3 separate regions of the Mus musculus genome follow, and all the other regions are linked to region 2. Evidence: chromatin loops called from intact Hi-C (ENCODE). Cell type or tissue: heart. All regions are shown on one strand. Region 1 holds the start of Upf3a (UPF3 regulator of nonsense transcripts homolog A (yeast)). Region 2 holds the start of Fbxo25 (F-box protein 25). Region 3 holds the start of Erich1 (glutamate rich 1).

Evidence for each region. Hi-C counts contacts between places; a loop is a spot of excess contacts. Peaks named below come from ENCODE experiments on the same cell type or tissue, not always from the same donor. Only the 100,000 strongest peaks of a DNase experiment are listed, where the experiment ranks them.
Region 1: it touches region 2 in a loop (3.0-fold over the local background); 2 of 42 quality-filtered maps call a loop at or near these places.
Region 3: a loop joins it to region 2, with 2.1 times the contacts of the local background. A loop is called at or near these places in 2 of 42 quality-filtered maps.

What each region holds. Positions count from the first base shown.
Region 1 is chr8:13,782,569-13,790,568 of GRCm38, reverse strand. It overlaps Upf3a (UPF3 regulator of nonsense transcripts homolog A (yeast)), which reads right to left and starts at 4,954. Exons shown (of 9, transcript NM_025924.2): 1 at 4,685-4,954; 2 at 4,316-4,422; 3 at 3,098-3,204. The coding sequence starts at 4,885. It overlaps Gm46032 (a long non-coding RNA gene), which reads left to right and starts at 5,513. Exons shown (of 2, transcript XR_001778519.2): 1 at 5,513-6,844. In heart, CTCF peaks have their summits at 4,347 (motif pointing right) and 5,028 (motif pointing right); DNase peaks (open chromatin) are centred at 4,668 and 4,968; H3K4me3 peaks cover 1,941 bases; H3K27ac peaks cover 1,712 bases.
Region 2 is chr8:13,902,762-13,910,761 of GRCm38, reverse strand. Fbxo25 (F-box protein 25) reads right to left here and starts at 3,023. Exons shown (of 10, transcript NM_025785.3): 1 at 2,899-3,023. In heart, a CTCF peak has its summit at 3,091; a DNase peak (open chromatin) is centred at 3,031; H3K4me3 peaks cover 1,751 bases; H3K27ac peaks cover 1,194 bases; H3K27me3 peaks cover 1,272 bases.
Region 3 is chr8:14,087,221-14,095,220 of GRCm38, reverse strand. It overlaps Erich1 (glutamate rich 1), which reads left to right and starts at 4,894. Exons shown (of 6, transcript NM_001034862.2): 1 at 4,894-4,980. The coding sequence starts at 4,959. In heart, a CTCF peak has its summit at 4,955; a DNase peak (open chromatin) is centred at 4,840; H3K4me3 peaks cover 1,591 bases; H3K27ac peaks cover 1,079 bases; H3K27me3 peaks cover 3,805 bases.

The DNA.
Region 1 (8,000 bases), 120 kb after region 2:
AGGTGGAAGGCACAGACTGGCAGGGGTGGTGCTCCCGCGGCACACAGCAGCTGACAAAGTCCTGACTCCACAATTTACCACAGAGCTAAGGTAATCAAGATAGCATGGCACTAGAACAAAACAGACAAACACCCCAAGGAACGCAATGGAGAGCCAACAGAAAACACTTGGGTATATGACCAAATCACTTTGACAAGAATGCTAAGATCATCTAATAGAAACCAGTGGGTACTTCAACCAATGGTGCTGAGAAACCTGGACAGCCACACACAAGAGAATGAAATTAGACATTTACCCAATGCCACAAACTTAAAACCTAACTCAAAACACACAGCCAGTAACTATAAGAGTTCTACCTTCACAAACTCTCAGATGTGACAACACATACATAGGCAACTAAAGCAAGAACCAAAAAAAAAAAAAAAAAAAAAGCTGCGTCAAAAGTCACAATCCTCAGAGTGAAAAGGCAATCTATGGACAGGGAGAGCCATCCAGCCGGCAAGGGAGCGCCACCCGGAGTACACAGAGAACTTCTTCAGCGCAGCAGCCACCCAGCCAAGTGGAAAAAGAACCGGGAACGTCTGGGAGTGCTGCCCTGTACCTGTGGTTCCAAGAGGGATTGCTGCAGGTTTGGCGTCAGCCTGGGGTACAAGGTGAGACAAAACAAAGCAGAAGAAACCCTCAATGTACCAGAAATAACCCTGTTCAGGAACGACAGGCTGGACAGGTGGCTTCCGGTTAGGAGCACTTGCTGTCTGTCCTGAGGACGTGAACTTGGTTCCCAGCACACACGCTGGGCAGCTCACAACCACCTGCAACTCCAGCTCAGGGGATCTAGTCCCCTCTTCTGGCAACTGAACCCTGCTACAACATGTCACATGCACATATATACGCATAAATGTTATATATGTATATGTTCCTCCCCCCCCCCCCTTTTTTTTGGTTTTTTGAGACAGGGTTTCTCTGTGTAGCCTTGGCTGTCCTGGAACTCACTCTGTAGGCCAGGCTGGCCTCGAACTTAGAAATCCGCCTGCCTCTGCCTCCCAAGTGCTGGGATTAAAAGCATGTTTTAATCACCCTCAGCAAAAATAAGTTTCTTTAAAAAGATTTATTTAGTGTACATGAGTGCAACATCTGCATGTATACCTGTGTAGCAGAAGAGGTCATTGGATCCCTTTACAGATGGTTGTGAGCCACCATGTGGTTGCTGCGAATTGAACTCAGGACCTCTGGAAGAGCAGCTAATGCTCTTAACTGTTGAGCCATCTCTCTAGCTACTGAAAATAAAAATTTTTAATTGAAAAAAAAGTGGCAAAGAACTTCAGTGATATCTCTTCAGAGTTGGTCTACATATGGCCAAACAGCAATATAAAAAGATGTTTAATTGCAAATTTTTTGGATAATACAAAATTAAACCACAAAAAGTTTGGGTATATTAGTTAGTATATAACCTATAATCCCAATACTTGAGAGGCTGAGGCAGGAAGAACTCAAGTTAAGGTAAACCTGGGATACTCTACTGATACGATCTCAAAACTCAAGTTAACTCAATCTAACCCAAATCAAAGCAACAACAAAAATAAAACAAAGAACAATTCCTATCCCCAAGAGAAAAGAATCCCAGGAGAGCTCTTACTCTTGAGCCCACGAGGCCAGCTACTACAATGTGATACCAAACAACTTCAATGAAAACTCAAAACAGAGCGCGTTAGAGAGGACGAGGAGCAGTCGTAGCTTTCGTACATTGCTGTCGCTGGGAACGCATGATGGTGTCTGTGCTGTGAGCACTGCGCTACCACCTGACCCCCAAGTCTCCCTCTGGGTTGATATCCAATCTGAAAACAGGGTCTCTGAGACACATCTGCATATCCAGGGGAGTTTACCTCGGCTAAAGCTTGTAACAAGTCAAGTGTCTAACAACTGACATACGAATGGATAGGTAAAATGGACAAACACTCCTATGGGAATATTCTCCAGCTTTGAGAGGGAGGGAATTGGGCAGTTAGGACACTCGAGAATCTGGAGGCCGCTATGCTAAGTGAGAAGCTAGCCAAGAAGACAGAAAGTGTGGCTCTGCTAATACAGGGCATGCAGAGTAATAACATTCATAGAGAGAGAAAATGGAATGAGTTGGAGGGAGGAGAAGGTGGAGGGTCCAGCACTAGTGTTTAATTAATAAAGTTTTAGTTATATAACAATTAGGGACTCTGGGTAACTGGTTGTATAAAGTGAATAATTTTAATAATTCTGAACCACACACAAAAACACACACAAAAGAAAGAAAGAAAGAAGGAAGGACCCACGAGTTCCTCAGGAGGCAGGAGAATTAACCACTGCGGTTTAAGGCCAGCCTGACCTAAGAAACAGAGTCCATCTCAAGAAGGAGGGGAAGGTGATTTCTGTTATGTATATTTTACCAATAAAAAAAAAAAAAGACCATCTGAATAAAGTAGTTAGCAATGAACTAGAACGCCAAATGGCCTGAGCACTAAACTTGCGTGACATTCACAGAAACTACAACCTGATCTTCTGATTGTTGCCCTGACGGAGAAGGAACACCGTTCAGTTGGGGGAGGGGGATGGATGGAAACTGATGGATGGGGAGGGCAGAAAGCACTTCCTACAGAATGTTTACAAACCTTAAAAGCAGAAAATCTAACACAGGACAGTCGGACAGGACGGGGAAGGAGGAACGTAAGAAACGGATCCAGAAAGTTCAGGAGCAGAGTCCCTGAAGGGGAGACTGCGCCACAGGCTCCATGCCTGATATTCATGACCATACGCCCCTCCACCACGCTTTCAAGAAATGGCAATCATGGCCAGTGCTCTGGATCCCTGGCCTAAATATAAGTGTATGATATAGCCCAGAAAACTTTCATCAAACATCGTAAGATAACTTAGTTTTGGAACACAAGGTTCATTTATTGGGAAAAGGAGCCTGTGAGAACTTACTCCCCAGCAAGGTCACGATCCCTCCCGTTCTTATCTCATGGAAGGTCTGGGATGCTTTAGTTTATAAGCTCCGTCAGCACATGACGTGACAGTAAGAGTTTATGACCTTATTTTAGCTGTGAGAAGTTAACTGAAACTCACTGACCTTTATTGCCAATGAAGATATAGCCGTCAAAACGGTCTCTGAACAGCAGGATGTCATCAGGGTTCCTAAAATTAATGTATGCTCTGGAGTAGACATGAGGATAAAGGCTGAAACCGAGGCAACAGTGGTTAGTAAAACGGACGGCCCTTGATTCTGCCTTATCTCCTATGAATAAGCAAATACTTTTTCATGCCCGAGAATCACGTCTCAGTAAATTTTAACAATTTGGATATTCCTTAGCAAAAAAACAAAACAAAACAAAACACCCCGAAGATAAAGCAACCATTAACTGAAGCCTTAATTATCCAGGACCGCCTCTTCTGTACAGAGCCAAGGGTAAAATACTAGACTCCAGAAGTCACCATGCCATGGGTACTTTTAGAGCCATTTCTGGTACATCTGAACAAGAACGAGACTTGTCTAGGCTCCTTCATGGATGACATGCTGTATTTTGAATGGGTGTCAGACCACGTACCAAGGAAAAACTAAATCATTCTCCCCGTCTCACACACAACTCTTTTCACAGGTAGGAACGATTCCATTCCATTTCACAAAGAATACAGAAGTTTAGAGAAATCTGTTGTTCGTACAGAGGGTGCAAGTTACAAGCTGGGACCGGAATTGCACACCGAGTAATTGCACACTGTTCTTTTAGCCATTTTTCTAAACTTCAGCCACCTGAAAACCACCTGTGGTTTTTCAAAGGATACCCATTTAATTATTCATATTTTTATTAGAATAGACTTTAAAAAAAATAACAAAACAAAATTGGTATCCCAAAGGAAAGCGTATATGACACAAATGAGAAAGAATACCATAAAAGGATATAAAAATAAGTATCGTGGAAAACCCACGAATTCCTGTGGCACTGACATCTGCTGCTTAGGTCAGCCCTGCGTTGCTCGCATCCCCACAGGCAGGGAACCTTCTGGCTGGGTGGTGGTGCAAGCAATGAGAGATTCCACTTCTCAGGGCTCAGTTACTGGTCCCTCACTAGGGAAAACACTCCAGACTCAACGTGTGTAAGGGATGCAGTCCGGTTTTGCTCATCATACAGTTTATTAAAAGCTACGCCGAGGAAGGCATGGTAACGGGCTGACGAGGTGACTTGCCCGCTCCTAACGTGGGCGTGCACTGACAGCTGGGAGGGGACTGCAACTGCGAGCGCCCGCGGGGTCCTCCATCCTTCACCAGTGGGTGTCCCGCAGCAGCCCTCACCTGAGGTCCGCAGCCACCACCTCGAAGTAATCGTGCGCCGGCAGGGGGCGCAGTTGCTCTTCCAGCTGCTCTTTGGTGAGGCCCGGGGGCAGACGCCGGAGGACCACCTGGGATGACCATTGCGTTCACTCAGGTGCTGCCGCCCGCCACGCCCACTCAGCCTGAGGTTCCCCGGAGCTCGGGGGACCGCGGCTCCCCAGCTCCACCCCGACTCGCTAATCCTAGTCCAGACTGCTCGCAACAGCCCGCATCACTTCGGAGACTAGGCTCCGCCCCTGAGATGAACAACCCGCCCCGCCCTCCCCAAGCCCCGCCCACCGGGGGGCTTAGAAGCCGTCCTCTCGCGAGACTTGCGGGCCCCGCCCCCACCTTGCTCAGGGCTGTCCTCTTCTCCTCGCGAGGCTTGCCGGCCCCGCTCTCACTTAGGGTCGGGGCCGGAGGCGCCGCCGACTCCTTCCGCGGTGACTCGCGGCGGCAGTGGGTCTCTGAGCTCGATAGTTTCTCCCTCCAGCTCGGGCCCCGCGCAGCCAGGGCTGCGCCTAAGCCTCCGGCCCCCTCTTCCGAGCGCATCCCCACCGGCCGGCCGGCCGCCGCCACCTCCGCGAGAACGAAGCCTCGCGAGGACTAGGCAGCCCCTCCCTTGGAATTCGGTGTTCAGTGTCCCCTCCCCGGCCCTGACAGGGAAGGGGCGGTGCCAATGCTGGCCCGCGCCTGTAGGGGGCAGCGCGGCAGTTTTTAAAAGACAGCGGACGTCCTAGAACGGCGGCGACGGTGAAGGAGATCGGTGCTGCCAGCCACGCGGAGAGCAGATGCTCACTCCGGACGTCCCGTGCGCTGCTGACCTGCGGTGGGGACTGGGAGCCCCCGGTCCACCCGGAGTCACTGGGACAGTACCGAAAGTAAACCCGTCGCTCTCCTCGCCCCACTCTGCCCTCCGCCTCCCTCCTACACGTTTTCTCTGTTGAGACAGGGCTTTGTGTAGCCTTGATTGTCCTGGAACTCACTCTGTAGACCTGGCTCTCCTGGAGCTCAGAGATCCTCTGCCTCCTGGGATTAAAGGCGTCTGGCTTTTTATTTTTATTTTATTTGTAGCAGATATACGAACAATACAGTTTTCCCATGTGCTCAATGATGTATAGCACCATTCTCCCTACGTTAATGGTAAAGGAGAATGAGAGATTTTCAGAAATCGATCGTGGCACTCCTGAAATGTGACGTTTTAAATAAGCCAAAGACTCAAAACCGTTTAGGTCTGCGTCAAACAGGCCTCAAACATCGAGAGTTCTATAAAAGCCTGGGCAAGAGCGGTTTTCCAGTATTTCGTGTTGCAAAGAAAGCTAGGACTGAGCCCATCACTTGAACCAGCTCAGTTTGGAATAACCAGTTACACTGACCAGAAGTTCTGATAGCCTCTTAACCTTTATTAGGAAGAAAACACACGTGTGAGAGGCTGATAAAAATGTGGACGACGAGTTGTCAGGAAAAACCAACCCATACCCAGTTGTTAAGATAGTACAAGGTCGATGGATAGTAACTTCACAATGGAAGAAAGTTGGAACATTACAAGCTTGGAGCCAAAATTATCTCGGGCTGGCTTTTGCCCCCTTAAAGATAAAGCCATTGACTGTCCTCCTGTGTGCCTGACCCAACACCCTTTCACCTGTCTGGCAAACTGCTGGTTAGTTTATGTCAGCTTGACTCAAAATAGTCACTTGGTTGTGAAGAGGAAAGAGTTGAGGCATTATTTTCATCAGATTGGCCTGTGGAACAGTTTCTTGACTAATGGACGTGAAAGGGTCCCACAGCAGTTGGACCTTGCTTGTAATAAAGCCAATAAGCATTCTCTGTGGCCCTGCTAGTTCTTGCCTCCAAACTCCTACTTGAATTTCTTCTCTGATTTCCCTCACTGAGGGATGTGACCAGAGAGCTAGAAGAGGAACTAAATCTCTTCCTCCCACAAGTTGCTTTTGGTCAGTGTTCAGAGTGTAATGAGTTGTGGAAACATGAAAGATACCATTGAAAGAAGAGAGACATTATGAAGTATCAGAGGGATACCAGGGATGTTCTTGTGATATTTGGATTAAGAATCTACCTTTATTGGGACAAATAATGATGGTTAGCTGGGGATGAAGAATCAGTTGTGATTAATAAGACCAGCATCATCAAAGTGCAATTTTCTGGATATACTTCCTAAAGGTCAGCACACAGACACTGCAGTCCAGATGCAGTCAAGGCTATCTCAAGCAGGAAACCTGACTTGGTAATGTGTACCCCACATAGTGGAACTGATTGTGTAGGCATGAACGCTGCAAGATTTAAGAGGTCACAGAAATGAGCTGAGATTGAAACTGGAAAGAGCCAGGAGAGGCAGTAGAAACTCCAGCATGCTGGAGATGCTAGGACTGCAGGACCATGTCAGGTGAGGAGTGGAGCCTACTTAAGCCTACCAGACAAGCTGTGAGTTGTGGATGGCAGAGCCAGCCTGAGACATGGAGCTGCCCAAGTCCCCTGGAGCCCGGAAGATCATGAGTAAGTCCCAGACATTAGATTATAAATTATTTACATTACTGGATTTTGCTTTTGTTTTGATCCACTTTTAACTGTGCTTTGGTTCTTTCTTCCCTCTTGGAATAACTACTTGATTCTGAGACTATAGTTACAAGACTGGATATTGTTAGTGTCACTGAACTTTAACAAGTTTTTAAAGATGGAAACTTTGAAGGTTATACTTTATATTGTTGTATTAACATCTTGATGATAAACAAGGAAAGGTTACTGTTTAATGGTGATGTATGTGTCAAGTTAAGAGGTCACCCCAGTTGGTTAGTTTTTGTGAACTTGAAACAAACTAGTCACCTGGACTAGTTTCCATCAGACTGACCCACAGGGCAGGTTTCTGATTAATGACTGATGTGGAAGGGTTCAACCATCTGTGGGCAGTGCCATCCCTGGGCAGGTGGTCCTGGGTTGTATAAACAAGCAAGCTGAGAATGCTTTAGGGAAACTATGTTCAAAATATATAAAAAAAATATTTTCAATGAAAATTAAATTTATTAAAATAAATAGGTAGTCAAGGTATGCATTTCTCAACATAATATTACAAGGATAGAAAGAAAGCTGGAAAAATATGGCTAACATAGCAGGGAAAAGACTGGGCAAAACTGAGGAAGGCCAGACAAAATTACTAGTCAGAGATGCCAAACAGCCATATCAATTATGTAGTGGTAATTAGTTAGCCCGCTCTGAGCTCCTGGCAGGTCACATGCATGCTGCACCCACCCAAGAGCTCTCTGGATTCACGAATGGAAGACACACAAGTATGTTCAAAGGGCTAATGGAAACCACAGAGAACCAGTCACTAGGGATGATATCCATCAACAGGAAGCGACAGGAAGTAATTGCTTTTGAATGCCTATGGCTGTTTCTCGTTTAATTCTTGTAAAAGAAATGAAACAGAAGCTGTGGAACTAAAAAACTGGAACAGCTCATCTGCTCTCCCAGTGTTTGTATGGAAGATAGGACCTGGAAACAGGCCCTCCAGAAGCTTGTGGGCTGGCTAGCCTGGGGTAGCAACAGAGATGTGTTTTATAGCTAAAAGAAGTTGAAAGTAAGGAAAAAATGTTCTTGTAAACAGCTAAGAGACCTGGATCTCACGGTCAGACAAAATAAGAGTCAAACTTAGAGG
Region 2 (8,000 bases):
GCCAACGGGGTTGACCGCAGCAAGCAGAGGTCTTAAAATTCAATTCCTAACAACCACACGAAGGCTCACAACCATATGTACAGCTACAGAGCACTCACATTCATTAAATAAATCGTAAAAAAAAAAAAAAAAAAAAAAGAAATGGAAATGGTTTAAGGTTAATGGTTTAATGGTTAATAAAATGGTTTATTTCATTTCACAGGTTATAGTCCACACCCTCTGTGCAAGTCAGGCAGAAATGCAAGCAGAAACCAACCACAGAATACTTCTAACTGGCTCATGACTGTGGCTTGCCACAGTATTTTCTTCATATAGCTCAGACCCTCCTGCACAGGGCTGTATAACCCCAAGTACACTGGGTCACCATACGACACTTACCAGTCAAGAAAACAGTCAATAAATAGGCCACAGGCCAGTGGCTCTCAACCTGTGGGTCTCAGCCCCTTTGGGGTGGGGAGCACATATCCTGCATATCAGATATTTATATCACAATTCACACCAGCAGCGAAATTACAGTTATGAACTAGCAACAAAAATAATTTTATGGCTGGGGGTTCACTACAGCACGAGGGACTGTCTTAAAGGGTCACAGCATTAGGAAGGCTGAGAGCCACTGCCAGAGGCCAACATCACGGAGTTAATTAAGGTTCCCTATTCCCAGGTGTGTCAAGTTGGCAACCAAGTCTAACCATCATATAAAGTAAAATCCAGAAATCATTTCTGAAAATGTATATGTATGAGTAATGTCTGAGTCTACTCAGCTGTGACACAGCTTATACAATCCGTCCTTTTAAAATATATACATATTTATTTTATGTGTATGAGTGCTTTGCTTGTATGCGTGAGTGTAGTACCACATCCATGGGTGCCCAGTAGATCGGACAAAGGCATCCTATCCTCCTGGAACTGCAGTTCTATCCCGTGGGAAGCCACCATGTGGGTGCTGGGAACTTAAGCTAGTCCTCTGCAAGAGCAGCAGGCTTCTTAACCACTGAGTCATCTCTCCTGCCCGTATACACACTAAAACTTAAGCACAAGAATGTCAAGCTAATGCCAAAAGTCACTTGGGGCCGAAGATCTTTAGGTCTTTTCTGAGTTTCTATTTCCCATGGTGGGACATGAATGTGGGGCACTTCAGATGAGCAGGATGATTTCTTCAAATCCATGTCCTAGGAGAAACGAACACTAAAGATCTTGAACTAAGCAAAATATACTTTCTTCTTCTTCTTCTTCTTCTTCTTCTTCTTCTCCTTCTCCTTCTTCAACAACAACAACAACAACAAACACACGTTCTCCTAATGAAAACAGTTACAGCAAACACTAGAACTCAGAATGGGCCAGGCATTAACGCTGAATAATTCACTGAATTGCACTGAGTTTAGTCCTCACACTAACCTGTAAAGTAGAAAACTGCCACACTTTGCAAATATAATTCTCTATTTGAAGGCTCAGCTCGAGCTTAGCATATTCAAGGGGCTATGTTTGTTCAACCACCAGCATCATAACAAAACACTCTATTTATCCATGACAGTACAGAGGCAAAGAATCCCATAGGACGGGATTCAAAATTACGGACTCTCACTCCACAAGCCATGCTCTTAAGGCACTATATTTATAGTAATCATAACAGCCTATTAAAACAGGTTCCAGGAAATTACAGGTTTCAGTGGTTTGCGTTTTTGTTCTTTGTCTTCTATTTTTTGGCTTTATATGTGTGTTGCTCTATTTGTAAATTACATAAAAAAATAATCGGATTGTACATCAATGGCCTTCATCTTCAAAACAAACGCTTTGAGCGTATAGCAGGGGCATTATAATAAAACAGTTTATAACAAAAATAGCAAGGCAGGTTCACTTTTGGAGAAAAAAAGCTTCACTCTTATTTTTTCATTTAAAATTTCGAGAACGATAATCTCCATTGTTCTAGAGTAAGAAAGAATGTATGGCCTGGGCTGGAGAGATGGGTCAGCGGGTTAAGAGCTCACTCACTGTAACTGCTCTTGCAGAAGACCCCGCCCTTGGTTCCCAGCAGCCAAGTCAGGCAGCTGACACCATAACTCCAGCCCATCAGGATGGAAGCCTCTGGTCTCCCCAGGCACTCGTGCATGTGCCCACACACAGGCTCACTCATAATTAACAGTAACAAATCCCTTTTTAAAATGAAGCCCATCTTCAACCTAGTAAGCATTTGATTTTTCCGCTGCTCTAGCTTTCTTACAAGATTTTCAAGTAAATTAAATTCCAACAACTTGGATCAAACGTGAAGAGTTTGTATAGGTGGGTAAATTTGATTGTGAAAGATCATATAAAAAAACAAACAACAACAAACAAACAAAACCACTGTATATTTAGGCTGAATGTCAGAAATGGGGTTTACTCCAAGGAATCTAGAGAGATCATCACAGATGCTTCGTAGTAGGACAACATGCCCAGGAACGAAGGAAAACGGAATGTGAAGGAAATGGGGGATCTTTTCTGATAATGGTGGGAAATCAAGCCTTGGCGCTGCAGGTAAAAGGGTGGGGGGTGGGGGGCCTTCACAGGGACAGTTCTCCAGACGTCTGAGTTCTGGGGAGTTTGAATAGGCCCAGGGATGGAGATGGAACTGCCCTGGAACAGAGGCAGAAAGGAGCTGTGAGGACAAAGATGCAAATTTCGCGTGCCTCGCGGCGAGCGCACACGCCGGCCTGAAGGATGGTGCACACACAGGTGTGCACGGGAGGCCGCACGGACCCGCAGGGGACAGGCCGGCGGCGGTGGGGGGCGGACGCCTGCATCTACCGAGGTTGGACGAGCCCACAGCCCGCTCGGGGCCCCCGGAGCAGCACGGCGGACATCGGAGGGCGAGCCAGGGACGCCCTGCCCGACTGCCCCTCCCCGTCCTGAGGCCCTTCTCACCTGCGGGTCCCTTCCAGACGAGACAGCCACCAACCACACCGAGCCGCAGCGTCCAATTATTGCCGGAAGCCGTCCGCCTCCCGCCGAGGGCCACCGCTGGACGCCCCGCCTTGGCGTCCCGCTGATTGGCCGGAGAGGAGCCACGTGATTCGTGTTGCTACCCGAACTCGGAGGCCTCGGGGCGCGCGTGCTCAGTGAGCACAAGCCCCACCCACCCATCCTAGGCGCCCCAGGGTCGGTTCTGGTGGTTTTTTTTTTTGACCCGCCTTGTTGGCATTGCCCAAGTTGTCTGGCGGAACCCGTGTGGTTAGCCTCAGTTTCCAGACGTCCTCTCCGGACCTACAGACCTCCCTTGCGCCGGGCTGGGGCTAGCAAGGACACCGCTGGTCTACACTCGGGTCCCTCACCTCACTGTCCCATTTACCTGCCTGCCTAGCTAGGCATCTGTGAATGCAAGGGTCTGTTCGGACTGCCCCAATCTCCTACACGCCAGAGTCTTCTTGCTCGTAGCCCTGGGGCTCAAAGACAGTCTTGCTGACCTGCAGCCTAGAATGGCTTTCAGTTCCTAGAAAGCTGGGAAAGCAGTGTCAACAGGTGGAATGTTTTCCAAATAGGTAGTATAGGGTCTGTAGAAAGGAGAGGGAAACTGGACCACTGCAGGTTGTGGAGCTCTTCTGCCTTGATAACAAAACGGAACTAGGAATGGTTCTTACCCGAGTAAACAAAAATATTTTAAAGTGCCTAGTGTGTAATGAGCAAAAACATATATATTCAGGTTAGTCTTTTACATTTTTAAATAGCAGGTATTCATATTTGAAATGTATTATGTAAATAATTTCTGACGTGCTTTTAGTCTAATAGTGTTTTGCGCTATACACTTTAAAAATACTAGACCAATTATGGGTGGAAGTCAGCATTATTCCGTCCACACACCTAATCTAGGCGTGTGGCTCTCGATTCTAAACCATGCCCAGTGGCTCTGTGCTTTTGTTTATTGAACTTGTAGAGGTGTGTTTGCAAGCAAAGGCTAACCTTAATTCAGACTGTTTGAAGTTTTTGTCGCTGTTACCAAGCCAAGATAATAAGTGAACAGAGACAATAAGATAGAGCTGTCCAGCTTCCAGTGGGGTTTGTCCTGATAAACCCATGCAAGGTGAAAACACTAAGTCCAAAGTGCACCTAATACACGCAGCATAGGTTATACCCAGCCTGCCACAAACCCTCAGAACATAGAAAACCTATGATCAGGTGAAAGTATTTAACAAGGTCTACTTAAAACCGAGTTTAGAGCCAGTGAGATGTCTCAGCTGGTGACAGTGCTCCTGTGGAATCCTGGAAACATGAGTTTAACCCTGGGATCCCATTTGGTGGAAGGAAAGCACTGACTCCCGTAATTGTCCTTTATGCACCTTGCCTGATCAAAAGGAAATTTAAAAGCTATTTTAAAGTATGTTAAATATGTTGTGTGGCTAGGTATGTCCTCTGAATTGAAATCTTCCCTCCTGGAGACAAGAATAGGGCACCCAAGACTCAGAGGCAAAGGAAACCTAAAGGGTGGGAAAGCCCCTGAAAGAAGATTCACAAAATTCCCACCCAAGATTAAATAAACAGTAGCAATCTGCAGGGAGTTCCAGAGGCAAATCGTCAGCCTGATGTGAGCTTTTCTGTGATGTAGTCTTTGAGTCCACCCATGCTCCTGTGAGTCACCCTAGTAATTAAACCCATTGGTTCACTAAGCCAAATATGGGTGAAATTATTTCTTTGGTCTGATGTTGCTGTTATAACTAGGGTGAATAAGTATTTGGTTACATATCTCCAGGGGAAAAAATCACTCATCAATGATTTATTGAATAATGTGCTAAAAGTGAAGGATATTTGGAAGTAAGAAAATGCTATTACACTATAGAAGAGTTAAAACATCTTAAGTTGATTTCTTGTGAACATCTGTATTAATTTAATTAATTTAGTAGCATCCGCATCATTCTCTTAAAAAGAGTTTTACCAATTATATTAAGAAGAGTCAAGTGCCGGGAGGTGGTGGTGCACGGCTTTAATCCCAGCACTTGGGAGGCAGAGGCGGATTTCTGAGTTCAAGACCAGCCTGGTCTTCAAAGTGAGTTCCAAGACAGCTAGGGCTACACAGAGAAACCCTGTCTCAAAAAAACAAAAGAAGAAGAAGAGTCAAGTGATTGCAGAAACTCGTAAAGAGGAGCCCATGAAGTAACACTAGAAATTCACAGGTTAATATGAGAAACCACAAACAACAGTAGCCCACAGTGCCACGGATGAGCAATAGGAGTAACAACAGATACTCATACTAGCAGGAACGGCAGCATGATCATTAGAGTCCAGAGGATCATGTACAGTGGCAATGCTTTGGTTTCAAATAAATGACTTTATTAAGTATGCAGAAAACCAAAACAAGTAGAAGGTAGCCAGCAGTAACAACAGATATGTAACAAAATATCATCACATCTGGTACCCCAGCAATGACTGTGTACTGGCTAGTTTTGTGTCAACTTGACACAGCTGGGGTTATCACAGAGAAAGGAGCTTCAGTTGAGGAAATGCCTCCATGAGATCCAACTCTAAGGCATTTTCTCAATTAGTGATCAAGGGGGAAAGGCCCCTTGTGGGTAGGACCATCTCTGGGCTGGTAGTCTTGGGTTCTATAAGAGAGCAGGCTGAGCAAGCCAGGCAAGGCAAGCCAGTAAAGAACATCCCTCCATGGCCTCTGCATCAGCTCCTGCTTTCTGACCTGCTTGAGTTCCAGTCCTGGCTTCCTTGGTGATGAACAGCAGTATGGAAGTGTAAGCCGAATAAACCCTTTCCTCCCCAACTTGTTTCTTGGTCATGATGTTTGTGCAGGAATAGAAACCCTGACTAAGACAAATTGGTACCAGCAGAGTGGGGTATTCCTGTGACAACCTGACCATGTTTTGGGGAGGTCTGTGGAAGGACTTTGGAACTTTGGTCTTGAAGATCCATTCGTTGTTAAGAGCTCTGTGGGATGTTGTGTAGGAGCTTGGAAGATAATGTTGAGAACAGTGCAGAAGATGGAGGCCTGGCTTGTGAAATTTCAGAGGGAAAATTAAAGACTCTTTTCAGGGCCATTGCTGTTTTGATTGTGAAGATTCTGTAGTTCTGGTTAGCTGGGGCTGAAGAATCAGCTGTGATTAACAAGATACCAGAACTACTAAAGCAAAAACTTTGCATTACTGGGACTATTGATGCTGGTTAGCTGGAGCTAAGAAATTAGCGGTGATTAAGAAGAGACCAGCATCATTGAGGTGACATCTTCTGGGAAGTGTTTTCTGAGAGCACAGTGGCTGTGTTCCAGATATAGCCAAAGTTGTACCTTGTGCTGTGGCTGGACTTGGTAATGTGTAAGGGTCACCCAGGTGATACTGGTTTTGAAGGCATGAAGGAGTTGAGCAGAGCAGGTGAGGCTTGGCACTGTGAGAGGCCATGGAAGGCCATTGGTGAAAGTCCAGTCTCAGTTGCAATTGATGGCCCAGGACTGAAGGGGTCATGCAGTGTTTTGGAGATGCCAGTACCATGAGATGACCACCAAGAGCAGCAGCAGCAGTGGAGTACAGGCATCTGGAGCCTAGAGGATGACGCGTGTGCTACAAAGGGCATGGCTGGAGAAGTGATCCAAGCCCTTGGAGGAGCCCAGAAGATCGTAAGTTGGATCCCAGACATTGGACGGTTGGAGATTGACTTTTGCTTTTGATTGTGGCTGTGCCCTGATATTTTCCCTCTTGAAGGAAGAAACTGTTTTAGTGGAGCCCACAGTTAAGAGACTTTTAATTGTAAAAAGACTTTGGATTTTAAAAGAGATGGACATTTTAAAGAGATTGAAATTTTAAGAATATGTAAAGACTGTGGAACTTTTAAAGTTATTTAGATCTTGGGGATGAATAAGAATGTAAGGGTTGAGGCTTACTAGTGATGTGTTTGTGTGCCAAGTTGACAAGGGGTCAATTGTACTGGCTACTTTTGTGTCAACTTGACACAGCTGGGGTTATCACAGAGAAAGGAGCTTCAGTTGAGGAAATGCCTCCATGAGATCCAACTCTAAGGCATTTTCTCAATTAGTGATCAAGGGGGAAAGGCCCCTTGTGGGTGGGACCATCTCTGGGCTGGTAGTCTTGGGTTCTATAAGAGAGCAGGCTGAGCAAGCCAGGCAAGGCAAGCCAGTAAAGAACATCCCTCCATGGCCTCTGCATCAGCTCCTGCTTTCTGACCTGCTTGAGTTCCAGTCCTGGCTTCCTTGGTGATGAACAGCAGTATGGAAGTGTAAGCCGAATAAACCCTTTCCTCCCCAACTTGTTTCTTGGTCATGATGTTTGTGCAGGAATAGAAACCCTGACTAAGACAGACTGGAAGAGTGTAATTCAGAGGCAACCAAAGTTATCATCAAGTCCTTGCAACATCCTGCAGAAATGGACTCCAAGTTGAAAACCTCCCCACGGAACAGCTTTCTACTTCCTGTTCCCACCACAGGCATCATTAGAGCATTGGAACAAACTATCACAACCTCGGCTGGAAATGGTTTACTGTTCAACTGTTCCAAGGATGCAATGTTTTAATGCCCTGAGTTGCTTCTGTGTTTCCCTCTCTCATCACAGAGCCAAGGGGCTGTTTTTCCTCTCCTCTCCTGAACCAGGTTGGGGTTTTGAAGAACATTGACATAGACCTGCTTGAGGCTAAGAAGTGGCTCCCATAATCAGCTTTCAACAAGTTTAAATAGCACATGGGTATTCACATTGAATATTATACTATCCTGTGCTTCAATGTTATACAGCAGTAAAATAGAGTAACAACAGAGGGCCACAATGTAACAGGATCCTACAGCAGGACAAGGATTCCACAAAGTAACAACAGAAGTCCAAAAGATTAACAGCTGGTAGAGTGTCAGCTTGGGACCTGGAAGCAATCTCAGGAGACAGGAGTGACATATGTGTGTACACATATATATACATGTACATATATACTCACATATATAAAATGTGACTTCTATGTTAGAATACTCTAAAACTTTTCCACTCTGATAAACCAAAGCAATTTTAGGTCAGGCCCCCCCCCCCCAAATAGCT
Region 3 (8,000 bases), 180 kb before region 2:
TGCTGCACTCGGAAGCAAAGAAAAAAAACTATCTTTTTTTTTTTCCTCAGCGAAATCAGAAACACAACAAAAAACAGTCTGGCAAATTCAGCAAAATTAGCCATATTTTGATGAAACCTAATTAGATTCGTGGGGATACCCTTTTTAGATCCACTGAACAGTCAAGAAAAGTTTCTGTGGCCTAGAGTAAAAGGTGCTGACAACTAAAGACATAGTTTGGCACCGGGCTCTGGGGATACTCACTACACCTGCTTAACCTTGGGCCGGTCTCTAGGCTCCGTGTAAATATAATAGGGGGCTTTCGTCTCCGTTGTCAAGAAGTTTAAATGTGACCAAAACTTAATCAATAAGGTGACTATTTACAGAAAGGTGAATGGGTGTCGAATAGAGGAGAGACAGGTGAACAGCCCTGTATTTCCCTAAATCCCAAGATCTTTTCCATAAAAACAGCCTCCATAAGATGTTTTTTCCTATGATCAATCAACTGCAGTGCACTTTCAGAGCAAAATACTAAGGTGTGTGAAAGATACACAAATGGATCAAAGGTATCTGATGTGACTTTTTTCTAGTGTTTGTAGCACACTCCATTTGGATTCCACTATCGAAAGAGAGAGAGAGAGAGAGAGAGAGAGAGAGAGAGAGAGAGAGAGAGAGGAAGGAAGGAAGGAAGGAAGGAAGGAAGGAAGGAAGGAAGGAAGGAAGGAAGGTGGGTTTCCAGACCTCGAATAAAAAATCTAGACTGCACATCAAGTTGAAGATTCTAATATCCACTTTTCTCCTCCTCTCCACGGTGCCCCCATCTTCCGGTCTTCCATCTCAGGCAAACGAAAGGAGCACAGTGGTGCTTGCTGTGAGCTCTTTTGGGTCGTGGACTTGTACCAAAACAGAAAGAAAGACTGTCCCTGGGCACGCATCCAGTGTTGGGATGAAGCCATTTGACGTTATAGGAGTAACATGTGAGCATGAATGGCACTTGCTCCTATGAAGGAAATATACAGTGTTATTGGAAAAGGAAAAGGACAGGGAATTATTTGTGACCCTAGGGGAATACTGTGTGGTGTCATTACATACAGTCTTCCTCTAGGTTTGGCACACAGCGGGTCCCGAGACATGGATTCCAGTGAGTTATTTGAAAAACTTATTATCTCTGGAAACTAAACAGGAATAAAGAGTGGGAAAGGGAAAAAAGGGATAATGAAGGATGTGTCACCAAGGCGATCTTTCAGGCAACAAGGACTCGATCCTATTGAAGATTCTTAGTGGAATAGTCTGAGATACACTCCACAATTTCTTCCATCCTCTCTCCCCCCTCGACTCCCCCTACTGAGCAACTTGAATAATATCAAAGAAAGCTATTGTAGAGTTTGAGTTGAATGAGGTAAATCCAGAAGTTGACTTCTGCCCAAGCTCCCAGGAAGCTTGGGATTTGGGACAGAAAAGAATGAGGTAAGAGACCGTTCCAGCAGTGGGAAGAACAGACCCAAAGACCCAGAGACAAGGAAAGACTTATCTTTTCTTCTAAATGACTAATGAAATTAGGAAGTGCTCGATGCCTGACCCTACCCATGGGGGTTGGAGGTGAGGTTGTGCAGAGTCTATGGCGCAGCAGCAACACATCTGAACACTGCTGCAAGCTCCTTTAATACCCTCCACTCACACCCCATTGGTCCCAAGAAAGCATCTCTTCTAAACTGCAGTTCCTGATTGGCTGGCATTGTCTAAACCAGCAATCCTTGGTCTCTTAGGCAGTCCTCAATTAGGTCCTCCTGCAGGAGATACTTTTAGGGCTGTGTGCCCTCATCCCCCATGTTTACCTAGAGGTGCCCAGCCATTCCTGCTACAAGGAAGAACTGTGAGACCATCTTGAATGAGAACTAACAGATAATGAATTGGGAGGTTCTATAACACATTTAAAGGCCTTGGAATAGTGTCTTAAAACACAGCATAATTTTGTGTGGGATTTTGACCAAGACATTAGGATTTTCTTCAAGTCACTTGTAGACAGAGATGTTTTTATTTTTTTTTCCCAATATATAACATTTTTATTTCCTTTTCTTGTCTCATTACATTAGCTAAGGTTTCTAGAATGATATTGAAAATCAGTTGTTAGAGGGAATATCATTCTGGTCCTGTAATGGGCTACAGCAAGTGACTTTTTAAAATGTTTATTCTACTTTATGTGTATGAGTATTTTGCTCGAATGTATGCAAATGCACCAGTGTCCATGCTCGATGCTCTCGGAGGGCAGAAGGTGTCAGATCTCCTAGAAATACAGCTCCAGGTGGTCATGAGCAACCATGTGATGCAGGAAACCAAACCCAGGTTCTGTGCATGACCGGCAAGAGTTCTTAACCACTGAGCCATCTCTCCTGCCCTGCAGTGATTGCTTTAGACTTTTCAAAGATCTTTATGGTGGGTATGAACAGAAGAGATGGTAAGGTAGGAGGGTAAGAATGAAAAACAGCAACAGGAGTAGGGAAGAGATCAACTTGAAAAGGAGACAAACTAGATGGGATCTTTGTGAGTAGATCTGTCAGGGACAGGGGAGAGAGACAGAAGTGGCCGTGTTTCCATGGTGTCTTAGGGTTTTACTGCTGTGAACAGACACCATGACCAAGGCAAGTCTTATTGAAAAAAAAATCAACATTTAATTGGAGCTGGCTTACAGATTCAGAGGTTCAGTCCACTACCATCAAGGTAGGAGCATGGCAGCATCCAGGCAGGCATGGTGCAGGAGGAGCTGAGAGTTCTACGTCTTCATCCAAAGGCTGCTAGTGGAAGACTGATTTCCAGGCACCTAGGGTGAGAGTATTAAGCCCACACCCACAGTGACACACTTACTCCAACAAGGCCTCCAAATGGTGCCTCCCTGGTGCAACAATATACAAATCACACATGGCTAGCCTGGCATCTGAGTGAATGGTGCTTGTGGTCAACTGAGCGTGATACAGGAATCCTGGTGTTTGCTGGAGTTCTTGGGAGTGTAGAAGCTGGCGTGGTGGTCCACATCCAGCACCTTCTGTTTTCCTTAACCGGCAGGCTTTTGTGCCTAGGATTCCAAAGGTGGTAAAGATCTGCCCTGAACAAACACGACTGTGAATCAGGGGATCTCGTCTTTGACGTGGCCACAGGACAGTTGTCACTGGTCATCCTCTCTAGTCAGTCTTAGGTCTCCTCATCTCTCAGTTTTCCAAAGCCCAGAAGTCTTTGTGGCTCAATTCTTAACCACCATTGTGGCCATGCTGGTTCCCTCCATGATCTCCTAAGTTTATGCATCGAAAGCCACACAGCACAAGTTAACAAAGGGCTTCCCAAAGGCCCCCCATGATGATCCTGAAACCCCAACTTTTCAGCTTCTGAACCAAAACTCTGAACCCATTCTAAACTTTCACTTTTCTACCACAGACCAATCTGATGAGTCAGAAAATTTCCTTTGCTTTGCCTGCAAACACATCCACACTCTGACTACTCTTCCCACAACCTTCTATGTCACAACTCAGATGCTAACGATCAACATTTCCCTTATGGCAATGGGCTAGCAATGGACTTTTGCTTCATCTGCTACAACCTCCTTTTAACCGAGAGACAGAAGCCACTTCCTTGACATTTACATTGGGTCATTTCACTTCGAAGCTCAATGCATCAATTTTACACATCTCCGTTTGAAGTTGCTTCTTCCATGATCTTTACCAGTAAAGTAGAAGAAAGCAGCAGAGACCTATTATTAAATACTGATTTATTGATTCATTTCATGACTTATTCAAAGCACTGCTTGTCCTGCTTATTTGACAAGCATGTCTTTACTGGCTACTTGGAACATAACGACCTGGAGAAATAGCAGAAACATTGGGCTATGTTACCCTTAACAACCTGCTGACTGCCTCTTAGGCATCTGTAAAATTTCGCTTGCTTGCCCACCCCACCTTGTGGTTTTAGAGTATAAAACGCAAACAACAGACTGGAGCCCAACCAAGCCTTTCAGGAGCAACCCTGGCTTGAGTCCATCTGCGACATCTCTTCGCTTCTACTCTCACTGATGTCCGAGTGAGTGTTCCAGAGAGTCCTGCAATAGCAACAACCGCGCGCCTTCTCTCCTTCCAGATCCAAACCTGCGTTAGATAGGCTCTAAAAATGTTTTGAGCATTCTCTTCATAACATCAGGTCTTCCTCTTTCATCTTCTCAAAGATGAAACCCAAATCATTTGCTCCTGCATTATTTCCCTTCAAAGAGCCCATCTCTTTGGAATATGGTCCTTACAGTCTTCTTGGTCATGCTCCTCTATCTGACCTTTCATGAACGTTACCACCAGCTTGCAGACCATGTAGGAACTTGGCAGTCATGTTTCTGAAGACGCAGTTCAAGGGTGAAGACTCAATGTCAACAGGGAACAAGGGCTCCAGCGCGGTAACACAGCTGGTCTAAAAGCAAAGTGGAAGACGACACAATGAGAGGGATTCGTAGACGCGAAACAGATGGGAGCATCTCCAGCCGTGCAGCGGTACAACTGGCAGACGTGGTGAGGGGCGCGCGGAACGGATTGCAGGTGTCTGGGGAACCTTGCCTTGCTTCAAGCCTCCAGACCTTCCTTCTCTCCTCAGCAACCTTTCTCCAGCTTGCACTCCAAGTTCCGCAAGTGTGCAGAGCCGGTACTGTCCCCAGCTGTGTCTTGGCCCACGTCCATCACAGGGGCAAACCGCAAACCACAGGAGCAGAGCTTTCAGGCCGTCTGCCTTCCGCGCAGGCTCCAGAGCCAGGCTCCTAGAGGCAGAGTTTAAGCCACGCCCGGGCCGCATACGAACCAATCCGCCCCCGAATATGGATGATTGACATCCAGCGGCGGGGAATTCGGGTCCGGATTAGGCACTCCTAATATTGTGGGCGGGCCTACACGAGAGGAATCCGGAAGCGCCGCGCGACTGGTGGCGGCTGGGGCCAGAGATCCCGGCTGGGGTCCAGTATGTCTTCTCTTCGGAAGCAGGGTAGGCAGGAAGCGCGGAACGCGAACGGAGACTGGATCCGAGATACCCAGGGGTGGCGGACGTGGTAGGCTGATGGCCCTGAGCACTGAGGGATCGTAGGGGCTACAGGGACCTTGAGTGTCTAGGGCAAGATGGGACATGCTGGGCCCTGAGGTACCCTTCTTGTGGTGGCTTCCCCTTCCTGCTGGCTGGGTCTGGCGCTGTCGCAGCTTTTAGGGGCCTTCGTTCTCCCTGGACCACACTAGTGGAGCAGAGGCCTCACCGGACTCTGGGATCTTCTTTGCTGGGGCGGAGCTGGCGCGTGGGGATGGGGATTGGGGTGGTGGGTGGAGGACACAAGACCTAGAGTCTGGAGGATTGCCTTTACCTAGGGCAGCCAGGCCTGCAGTCATCTCTGGGTTAGTACCCTGAGGTCCTGAAGTGCAGTTCATGTGATAGGAGTAGAGAATATGAGACTTTTCTGTGTTTAAAACATGCTTCTCTCTTGTGAAATGGGAGGGAGGTGGAGGAGACGGCTAGTGGCAACTGTATATAGTTAATAAGTATCTGCTTAAAAAGCAGGAAACTAATTTCTCTGCAAGCAAGAAAACCATGAACAAATTAGTATAGTCCCCATCCTTAACTAGCGACTTTCCACTTCAGCCTCAGTGACTTAAGTTTCATCAAACTTTATGGGGGTGGGGCGGGGGGGGGGGTTGGAAGTAAGATGATCTCAGGGATCAGAAAGGACAGATATAACCCTTTCAAAACAGTCTGATCTGATGTTGTGTTTCAAGATGAACATAAGTGTTCTTTACTGAGCAGCAAAACCTTTTTCTAATCCTTGCAAGGAAGAGGATACAAACACTTTATAGGTTCAGCTGTTTCCTGGGTTGACGCCACACCCTGTGCTTTCTCTTCTTGAATTCCCTTCTATGTTCGAGATGCTTCAAAACTTGGCATTAAATGCAAGGAATTATATCATCTATAAAGCACCTCGCCAACTTTAAGACTCTTTTTAACCTCAGTAAATTAAGGTAAAATGCAGGAAAGCTTTTGGTCGTTTTAATCAGACACTAAACTACTCTCTGAAAACAGTCTCTTTTTCTGTTGAAGAGACTATATGACAGAATTATCAGGTAAAATGTAAATAGTTGAAGGATACTGTGTTTTCCAAAGAGTGGGGCTTGTGAACCCAAAACATAAACCTGGAAGTAGGCATTTAAGCCTGAGAAGGCCAGCTAGGATGCCTCATGGTGGTTATATGGGGATGGAGGAGGGAGGGAAAGCATGAGAGAGATGGGAAGAAAGGTTTCTAGGAAAGACTCAGCTTGGTAATGAATAAGATACCGAAAGAGACCTAGATCAGAGCTTCAGGCCAGCCGCAGTGTCTGGATTGGGCAGCGTTAACACTGCTATGGCTAGAGGAGACCACAGAAGGAGGCCTAAAGGAAGAACCTGACTGATCTGGTTACCCACATGATGTCATGCAGAACGAGGCAGCAAGTTCCTTTGTTTGCCTGCAGAGAAAGAGCAGCAGATGTGTAGGGAGAAGACTTCGTGTTTGAAGGACAAAGAGAAATACCAAGGACCTGAAAAATATTATAAATAGTATAACGTTCCACCCTAAAGCCCCAGCCCAGAAAGTTTGAGTCCACAGGACAGGGGTAGTAAGGAAATGTGAGCAGCAGTTTTTCTTTGATAGCCTTCCCATCTGTAGAGCCACAGAACCCACACGTGAAAATAAGTGGTTCTCAACCTTCCTGATGCTGTGGCCCTTTAATACAGTTTCTCAGGTGGTAGTGACCCCCAACCATGTTACTTTGTTGCTATTTCAGAACTGAAATGTTGCTACTGTTGTGAATCACAATGTAAGTATCTGTTTTTTCTCATAGTCTTAGGCGACCCCTTTTGGGGTCCCAACCTATAGGTTAAGAACCGTTGGTCCAGAACATCTTTTCCAGTCACTGCGTCTTTATGTCGAACCCCAAATTTGTCTGATTGAAAAACAATGAACTGGAAAAGTAGAATTCTTGGTACAAAAATCATAATCTATCTCATGGCCTCAGTTTCTAAGTGCTGCTTACAGACTTGCCTCGTGGGTGGCAGCTGCCATTTCTTAGCTCAGTCTGTCTGGGTGAGAAGGCAGTGCTGTACGCTGAGCAGTTGACGAAGCTTCCATTATAGTCTGGAACAGGACCAGCCCACCTGGTCCAGGAGTACTCTTTGCTCTCTCTCCTGCTACAATGTATTGACAGATCCCAATGAAAGTTCTTGCAGCCTTACCTGGGGCTTATCTCCTGCATGGGTAGTTAATTGTGTGACGATTGCTATTTTTAAAACCCTCTAGGAGAAAAAGCTTTGAACAAAATGTACCCAGATTCTTTTTTTTTTTTTAATTTTTAAGTACTAAAAATTTTTTAAAGTTTGAGCAAATAGATTTTTTGTGTTTGTTTGTTTGTTTGTTTGTTTCTAAGACAAGGTTTGGTTGTATAAGCCAGGCTGGCCTTGTACATGATTAGAATCTTAAAACCATGGTCTCCTTGTCTCAGTCTTGGATTACTGAATTGTGAGTATGTACCACAATGCCAGGCTCTCTAGTATATTTCTGCTACTTGGAGATAGATTCTAATCCAGATCCATTTGAATCTTATTTGGAGCACTGTTTTTCTGTTAATTAATATTTCACAAAGCTTGCCAACTCCTATTTAAATCTCAGCTAATCGTTTTTCCACCTATAATTCTATCATTTATTGAATTAACATAATATACTGAACTTCTGAAGTAACAATGTAACCAGCTTATTCATTTTTTTCTAGATTACAGACAAAGGTTAAATACTTTGCCTTTTTATAGAAATAAAATGGGGGGGGGGAACCTTTCATCTTCAGGAGCCCTACGTAGGCTGGCATACATTCAGGCAGCTTGTTGAAACCAGTTTTTTTCTGAAAAGAAAGAATTCAGAGTATCAGTTTTCAATAAACTACAACAAACCTGAAAAAATTAAAGTGCCCAATAAAGTGTGTGTGTGTGTGTGTGTG